2 separate regions of the Homo sapiens genome follow, and region 2 is linked to region 1. The links are chromatin loops, found by intact Hi-C in ENCODE. Cell type or tissue: PC-3. All regions are shown on one strand. Each heading gives the region's core, and the rest is flanking DNA. Links, peaks and the distances in the headings are about the cores only. Region 1 has its middle 120 kb from the start of SAMMSON. Region 2 overlaps MDFIC2 (MyoD family inhibitor domain containing 2).

Region 1 (4,405 bases), core at 87-4,086:
TAAACAACCTTTGTGAGGTAGCTGTTACCCCTATTTTACAGGTGAAGAAACTGAGGCTCAGAAGTTAAGTAACCTGCCCAAAGACATACTACTCTTAAGTGATATAGCTAAGATGTGAAGCCTCAAGTCTGAAGCCTATCCTATAATCTGGCAATGTGACCAGAAAATATGAGGAGATAGATTTGTTTGAATATATGGACCATTTCCAGCTACACTTAGCAACTTTATCTGTTCTGCTTTTCTGTGCACTCTTTCCTAGATTTCTTTTCTCCTCGTGTTCATGTCATTGGGGTTTTGTAAGAAAACTACTCTTATTTATTTATTATTATTTTTTTTGAGACGGAGTTTCGCTCTTGTTACCCAAGCTGGAGTGCCATGGCGTGATGTCGGCTCACTGCAACGTCCACCTCTTGGGTTCAAGCAATTCTCCTACCTCAGCCTCCTGAGTAGCTGGGATTACAGGCGCCCGCCACCACACCTGGCTAATTTTTATATTTTTAGTAGAGACAGGGTTTCACCATGCTAGCCAGGCTGCTCTCGAACTCCTGACCTCAGGTGATCCACCTGCCTTGGTCTCCCAAAGTGCTGGGATTACAGGCGTGAGCCACTGCCCCCTGACCGCTACTCTTATTACATACAGTATATTTACTTAGAAAACGGTAATTGAATTCCATGTAATACAGTAATTAGGACTGGGCTGAAATAGCACATAGAACAGAAAATTTTATAATAAATATATAATGGCACAGAGGAAAGAAAAACATGTACATTACCTCAAAGCTGGGAATGACATTCAGGAAAATATTGTGAGTCCATTGAGCAACATGAAATGCAGGAATCCACTTTCCTGGACAGACCATTTAAGCAAATTTCAGAAATATTCAAAAGCTTCAATTTTATATGTAATATTAAAATAAAGGTTATATCAAGAAAAATGTTTAAATACATTAAAAGATTCCTCATAGTGAGAAAAAATGTTTTTAATTTGTGTGTAAACACATTATCTATGTATATATCTTTATTCTCTATATATACATGTGCATTTTTGTGGTAAGAAAGCATGCACATGAATATACAAATATGCATATATATGTAACTAATACAAACAACCTTGTATTTGAATTGTTAAAATATCCATTTTGGTTATTTTAAATGTAATAGAATTTTAGATTCCTTTAATAAATGCCCAGTGGATAGATTTATTATTATTATTATTTTTAATTTCCTGCATCAGATCTAGGTCTTTGATAAATACCACAGACAACCCCAGAACTGTAGGATGGGCTTGACAGTTCTTCAATAAAGGGCTGTGTGGTTTTTTTTGTCAGTGTCTTCCTTCCAGTGACAGCTGCTTTGTTCTTTTCTAGTCAGATTTTCTAGTTAACACATCAAAAGTGTATCTGTGTACATGAAGTACGAAGAAAACAGTTCAAAGAGGTAAGAGATTCACTTTTAACTCTTCACCACATTTTCCCCACACTTGTCACGAGAGACACTTCATATGGGGGCTTTGGAATAAGGTGAGGAGTTCAGAATGGAACCCAGGGATGTATGGCATTTGGTGATTAGCATTTTAGAAGGCGAGTCGGTCAGCCAGTGCTCTGAGAGAACCCCAAATTAGCGAGAGCTAATCTAGGATGAAGAATTTGATTTTTTTCAGGACAGTCAAGCCCATGCATTTGATTGGATGCAGGTTTTTACATTCAATTCACGTCAAAGTTTGGTTTCTTCTCGCCATACCATGATGGCCCGCCATGATGACAGAAGCTGCCTGCTTCACGCATGTACTCTGGAGTGTTGCTCTCACCTCTGCCAGCAGGAGGAGCTCTTGCACTCATGTGAGAACTGAAGTCAGCCATGCCTCCATGCTCAAGCAAATGTCCTTGGAGGTGACACTCCAAGATTGTTTTTGACTGAGGCGACTAAACCTGAATTGGCAGTGAAATATTAAAAACGCAGGAGAGTATCCTCTAGCACCTAGTCTTCTCTTGAAGCTCTCTCAAGTGTCTGCTGAGTCAGGGATGCACTGAAGCAATGATCATATAGAGCAGTGATCCCCAACCTTTCTGGCACCAGGGACTAGTTTTATGAAAGACAATTTTTCCACGGACTGGAGGTGTGGGGGGATGGTTTCGGGATGATTCAAGCGCATTACATTTATTGTGCAATTCATTTCTATTATTACATCGTAATACATAATGAAATAATTATGCAACTCACCATTATGTAGAATCAGAGGGTACTCTGAGCTTGTTTTCCTGCAACTAAATGGTAAGCCGTATCTGGGGGTCATGAGAGACAGTGACAGATCATCAGGCATTAGATTCTCACAAGGAGCACGCAATCTAGATTCCTTGCATGTGCAGTTCACAATAGGGTTCGCGCTCCTATAAGAATCTAACGCCACTGCTGATCCGACAGGAGGCGGAGCTCAGGTGGTGATGTGAGCCATGGGGAGCAGCTGTAAACACAGATGAAGCTCCACTTGCCAGCTCACCTCCTGCTGTGCAGCCCTGTTCCTAACAGGCCACAGATCAGTACTGGTCCCTGGCCCGAGGGTTGGGGACCCCTGCTGTAGAATGCAGCCTTTCATCTCCTCCTCTCAGTCATACCTAGCATAAGCCCTGAGTAGGAGGATGTCTAGAAAGAACTCTCCATCAGTTGAAATGGGCCCATACTGTACTGTATCGTGTGTATGTTTGTAGTGTACCAAGCAAGGCAAAAAAAAATACACATTTACTTTAAAGAATTTTTACATTTGATCTTTTAACAAAGCATCAGAAGAGTCATCATGAGAAAAATAAAGACTTTCTTGGACTTTCTTCAGCTTCCTTTATAGTCGAGCATGGTTTTAAAATTTGAATTATGTAAGCTTTTCAGTAACTTGGGGCTTTGAAAGTCTTAAGCCGGCCCAAGCAAAAGCCAATACACACAGCAAACAAACAAAATAGTGCTGAATTTCCTGAGCGTCCACTGTGTTTCTGGTGCTGGTGCTGCCTTAGGCGTGAAGGAGACAGGACAGTGACAGGGCAGGGACAAAGACTGGTGGCCGACTGCCTGGAGTCAGCCGAGTCAGCTACGTAGCTTAACTACTTTAAGCTTGCATTCTCCCATTTGAAAGTGTGGATTCTAAGGATCCCCCCTGCACAATGTTGTTGTGTTTGAAGCGGGGTGTTACTTGGCACAGTCCAGGCACTTGGTATGAATCTCGTAAGAGACTCAGAGGGACACCACCATTGACCAGGGTCTCGACAGACCTGGGATATAATAACAAGTATCGATTTGGTGCCAAAAATTATCCTATTATACTGTTTGTGTGGGACATTTACTTTGGAATTAATAATAAGAGGTAAAAAGTATTAGTCATTGAGGATTTTATTTTCACTAATACTATGCAGTCTATAATCAGGAATGTGATGGTCTTTATAATTTTATCTCTTTCCTATTAATTTTCCTTTTTTGTAAGACAAAATTTCTCTCTGTCACCCAGGCCGGAGTGTAGTGGTGTGAGCCTGGCTCACTGCAGCCTTTACCTCCTGGGCTCAAGCAATCCTCCTACCTCAGCCTCTTGAGTAGCTGGGACTACAGGCGTGTCCACTAAGCCCAGCTAATTATTATATATTTTCTTTGTGTGTGTGGAGACGGGGTTTGGGGTTTTACCATGTTGCCCAGGCTGGTCTCAAACTCCTGGGCTCCAGCAATCCACCTGCTCGCCCTCCCAAATTGTTAGGATTACAGGCCTATGCCATTGCACTCAGCCCAATTTTCAATTATTAAAGAACATAAAGAATATAGATATGCTTATTAACAAATGTAAAATAACATTATGAACGTTTAAAACAGTAATAATTTAACATTAACTGTCAATAAGAAAACAAATAGTGAAAAAAACATGTTTTTTATTCAAGATGAAAAGCTGTGAAACAGAAGATTTTTCTCTATTTCAGGCATGTATTCCTTAAATTGTTTCTAGAATAGATAACTTTTGAAAGATTAGTTTTCTAGGTCTCAAAATAGGATTGTTTTGCAAAATAAGTTTTTTATCCTATAGCATAACTTTTGCATGTACTGTAATTAATAGCAATGCTTTTCAATTTTTAAATTGTCTGCCAAATTTTTCCAACCTTACTGTTCTCGAATGTCTTCTCCAATATTTTCTTTTGTATAGCATTCACCTCACCGTCCTAGGGCATTCCAAAGTGTGTTTTTTGCAGTGAGGAATGCTCTCCTTGTGGTTCCCAACTCTCTGGACTTCTAAATTACCTGAAATACTTAAAAATAGTCCCTAGCCCTTACCTGATAACTCCTAGATAAATAGTTACAGCCTCAGAACCATTCAGAGGGCTTGTTAGAGCACAGATGATGGGGCTACCCACAGACTTCTCATTCAGTGGGGCTGGGGAAG
Region 2 (4,405 bases), core at 219-4,218, 140 kb after region 1:
GCAGTGAAGCTTCAAACAAAATTTAACTCTGAGTTTCCAAGGAGCCAACGCAAAATAGAAAATGATGCATTGCTGAGCCTCACCATCTGATAACATAAGTTTTAATGAGAAAAATATAACGGACAATAACTTCAATCAGTGTTCTTTAAAAGATGCGGATGCATTCTTAATAAGACTGTAGAAATGAAATAAGACCAGTTATAGTAAATGCAGAGCTCTTCAGTGTTTATTATGGGGATGGCTTGGGGGCTCTGGAATGCCGTTTCATGTGGGCCTTATTTACTGTCATAATAAAGGAATTTTGAAGTTATTTCCAAATGAAGTTGCATGTAATATTATATTACAGAAATATTCTGCTAGGTTCAAAGCAAGCAGTCATTGACTCTCAAATTTTACACTTGTGTCACATAACAGGGTTGGCGCATGCACCATGCTTGCCTTGCTTGGGGTTATTGGAGATTCCGGGATCTGTAAGTTTATAGTTTTCATCAAATTTGGAAGATCTTTAGTTGTTATTTCTTCAAATATTTTTCCATGTTCCATCTCTCTCCTCTCCTTCAAAACTATGTTAGATGACCTGATATTGTCCCACAGGTCAATAAGGTTGGGTTTTATTTCTCCCAATATTTTTGTCTCTGTGTTTTGCTTTGGATAGTTTCTGTTGCTACATTTTCATATTCACTGCTCTTCCTATCTGTATTGTCTAACCTGCTGTTAATACTATCCAGGGAAATTTTAATTTTAGGTATTGCATTTCTCTAAAAATTTTATTTCATTTATTTCTAGGTAATTCATCTCTCTCTTTATGTTTGTCTTTCCTCTATATCTTTGAGCATATAGGACAGATTTATAATAGTTGTTTTGATACCCTGACTATAAACTCTATATTTGTCATTAATGGTTCTGTTTTTAACCAACTGATTTTTCCTTCTGGTTATGGATCATATTTTCCTGCTTCTTCTTTCTTCAGTAATTTTTACTGTATGCTGGGTATTATAAATTTTATGTTATCGAGTGCTGGTTTTTAAAAAAATATTCTTTTAAGTGTATTTGACTTTGTTCTAGTGACAATTGTGATCAATATAGTTCTTTTTAATTTTATTTTAAAACTCTTTTAGGGTAGGTCTATAGGAATAATTACTCTAGAGCTAATTTAGCTTTTCTAAGGTGTGATCCTTCTGCAGTTGTGACCCTGAATGCTCCCATACTCACAGATGTTTCTCCTCTTGGGCTGTTGGGAATTCAAGTAATTTTCAGCCCTGAAAGATCTCTGGAAAATGTTTGGTTGACAGATCTCTAGTAGTTGTTCTTTCCCAGAAAGTTTGTCATGCCTAGCCTCATAGGGTTTCACTTCACACATGTAGATGGTATTCAGCAAAAGACTCAAGGGAGCCCTACGCAAATTTATAAAATATTTATCTACCGAGCTCCCTTCTCTTGGGTTCTCTGCCCTATAAATTTCTATCCTCTCTGCCTCCCCAAATTTCAATTTGTCTTTCCTTCATCTCAGTAACACTGTCTGGCTCCATCTGGGTTCCCGTTGCTATATCACAGTCCAGAAATTACTCCTAGGCAGAAGGTCTGGGCGATGGTGGAACTCACTTTGTTTCCTTTCTCTCGGGGTTCACAGTCCTGCAATTGCTGTTGTCCAATATCTCAAATGGTTGTTGAATACATTATTTCTAGTTCTTTAGGTGTCAACAGCAGAAGGATGATTCAGGCTCTCCTACTCTGTCATGACTGGAAGCAGTTAACTTTACTATGAATTATCATTATGTTATAAATTCTGTAATCATCTTGTGTCTAGCACAATCACTTTGCATTTAATATTTTTCCAGAAAGGATTACTTTTTAAATGATTACAAAATATATATGTTTAAAATGTAGCATATGTTTTGCATTTATTCATTTTAAAATATATACAGATGGTGTAAATAAAAATGGCAATGGCAATGACTTGAACATCTCTTGACCTCTCTTGACCTTAAAAAGGCCTTCGTGTTATCTGCTGTCTCTCTAGTTAAGTATACTTTTGCAATTTGCCACAATGCAGGCCTTTATCACGTTTACATATTTAGAAATCTGCTCTTGTTTAGTCTTCTAAGAGTGGATTTATTTTTAGAGGGCAAACACAGCAACAGGGCTTATCCAATGACTGTCTAAGAACTGAATATCGGCTTGCTAATTAACAGATCACAAGGATCAATGTGCCTGAGTCCACATGACCAGCATATTCTCTCCCTGTTAGAGAATAACCATGAGAATTTATTGGTGAGCATGGACTTTGAACAAAGTGAGTTGGGTGAGTCAAACAGTTGCTGGCATCAGGCCATATACTAAGTCACTCATCTCATCAACAAATGTTTACTGAGCACTGAAAGTATGCCATTTACTTTGCTAAAGACTCACTTTGCTAAACACAGTGAACATGGCAGATGCAGTCCCATAATAACAGAATTCTTGGACAAATATTAAACAGGGAATAATAGCAGTGTGATGAATCTCATGATAGGGAAAATACAGGGAGCTATGGAAACTCTTGGGTGTGTGTGTAGGGACATCGGGGATGTATTAGTCTGTTCTCACACTGCTAATAAAGACATACCATAGACTGGGTAATTTATACAGGAAAGACGATTAATTGACTCATAGTTCCACATGGCTGGGGATGCCTCACAATCATGGTGGAAGGTGAATGAGGAGCAAAGTCACATCTTACATGGTGGCAGCAAGAGAGCATGTGCAGGGGAACTCCCCTTTATAAAACCATCAGATATCGTGAGACTTATTCACTATCACAAGAACAGCGCAGGAAAGACCTGCCCCCATGATTCAATTACCTCTCACTGGGTCCCTCCCATGACATGTGGGAATTATGGGAGCTACAATTCAAGATTGGGTGGGGACACAGCCAAACCATATCAGGGGGAGAATGTAAAGTAGGCTAGTGTTCATGTAAGTCTCTCTGGATAAATCATATTTAAGTTGAGATATAGGGGATTGAAAGGAAGTATTCAGGTGAAGAAGGGAGAAAAAACTAACCTAGTGAGATATTCTCCCAAGTGTGATATTCTTTTCACTAATGGAATGCAAGAGCAGGAAAGGCATCAATTTTGGAGCAAAGGTAAAGGAAGATGGAGATTGCAGAGAAGGCAGGAAATCTCTTGATTTTAGGATTTGATGACCACCACCCCAACCCACCCCACCCTGCTCCATGCTACCTCCATACTCCCTGCACACACACACTAACACACAAGTTCATGAGCGAACCTTCCCAGCCATCTCAGGACTTTTAGGGTGGGGTTGCATTATCAAGGTGCTTCATTAATATTTTTTCAAACTGACTGGCAAAGGTAAGCAGATAAGGGACATTTTCTCCATGTGCTTTGCACCTTACCAAATGTATTAGTCCATTCTCACACTGCTGTAAAGAACTGCCTGAGAATGGGCAATTTACAAAGAAAAAAGGTTTAATTGACTCACAGTTCAGCATGGCTGGGGAAGCCTCAGGAAACTTATAATCATGATGGGAGGCACCTCTTCACAGGGTGGCAGGAGAGAGAATGAGTGCCAGCCGGGGAAATGCCAGACACTTATAAAACCATCAGATCTCATGAGACTCACTCCCTGTCACGAGAACGGCATGGGGGAAGCCATATCCATGATCCAGTTACCTCCACCTGGTCTCCCCCTTGACACGTGTAAATTATGGAGCTTACAATTCAACATGAGATTTAGGTTGAGACACAAAGCCTAATCATATCACCAAAAAAGTTTGCTTATTCAGAAAAGAGAATGAGAAATCTCTTTGTCTTTTGAGCCAAGTTTATTGAACCAGTCTCTCACACTATTTTGGCTATTATATCTTTTTCTTCAGTTTAGTAGCCTTAAGCAGAATGTTGCTTTATTAAAAATATTTACAAACATTTATGTTTTTTTATTGAAGGAGGAACTTATTTTCAGCTTTGTATTTTTGTGAGTTGATGTGACCTATTATGACTTATATTTAATTATGTACTTCTAATGTCAAATTTTTAATTCATATAGCTCAACACTGTTTTGATTAAACTGTAATCGTTATTAAATATAAACATTTTGGGGCAACTGTAACTGCTTCACTTCTCTACTTATCATAGAGATATATATTTTTAAATTATATTATTATTTATTTATTTAGAGACAGGGTCTCATTTCTGTCACCCAGGCTGGAGAGTAGTGGCACAATCATGGCTCACTGCAGCCTGCATCTCCTAGGCTCAAGTGATCCAGAGTCCTGCCTCAGCCTCCCGAGTAGCTGGGACTACAGGCACACACCACCACACAAGGGTGAATTTTTTTATTTTTAATTTTTTTATTTTTATTTCAGTGAAGACAGGATCTCCCTATGTTGCCCATGCTGGTCTCA

The links. Hi-C counts contacts between places; a loop is a spot of excess contacts. Peaks named below come from ENCODE experiments on the same cell type or tissue, not always from the same donor. Only the 100,000 strongest peaks of a DNase experiment are listed, where the experiment ranks them.
Region 2: a loop joins it to region 1, with 4 times the contacts of the local background. A loop is called at or near these places in 2 of 110 quality-filtered maps.

What each region holds. Positions count from the first base shown.
Region 1 is chr3:70,118,748-70,123,152 of GRCh38, forward strand. It overlaps a transcript of SAMMSON not described here. Among named protein-coding and RNA genes, the nearest start is that of SAMMSON, 120 kb to the left of the region's middle. RefSeq lists an enhancer at 1,699-1,918. In PC-3, for the core only: CTCF peaks have their summits at 1,810 (motif pointing right) and 2,009; a DNase peak (open chromatin) is centred at 1,834; H3K4me3 peaks cover 276 bases.
Region 2 is chr3:70,262,262-70,266,666 of GRCh38, forward strand. The region is part of intron 2 of MDFIC2 (MyoD family inhibitor domain containing 2); the gene reads right to left. It also overlaps a transcript of SAMMSON not described here. Among named protein-coding and RNA genes, the nearest start is that of MDFIC2, 48 kb to the right of the region's middle. RefSeq lists an enhancer at 2,197-2,491. In PC-3, for the core only: no CTCF peak of the experiment used is centred there; a DNase peak (open chromatin) is centred at 2,340; H3K27ac peaks cover 3,408 bases.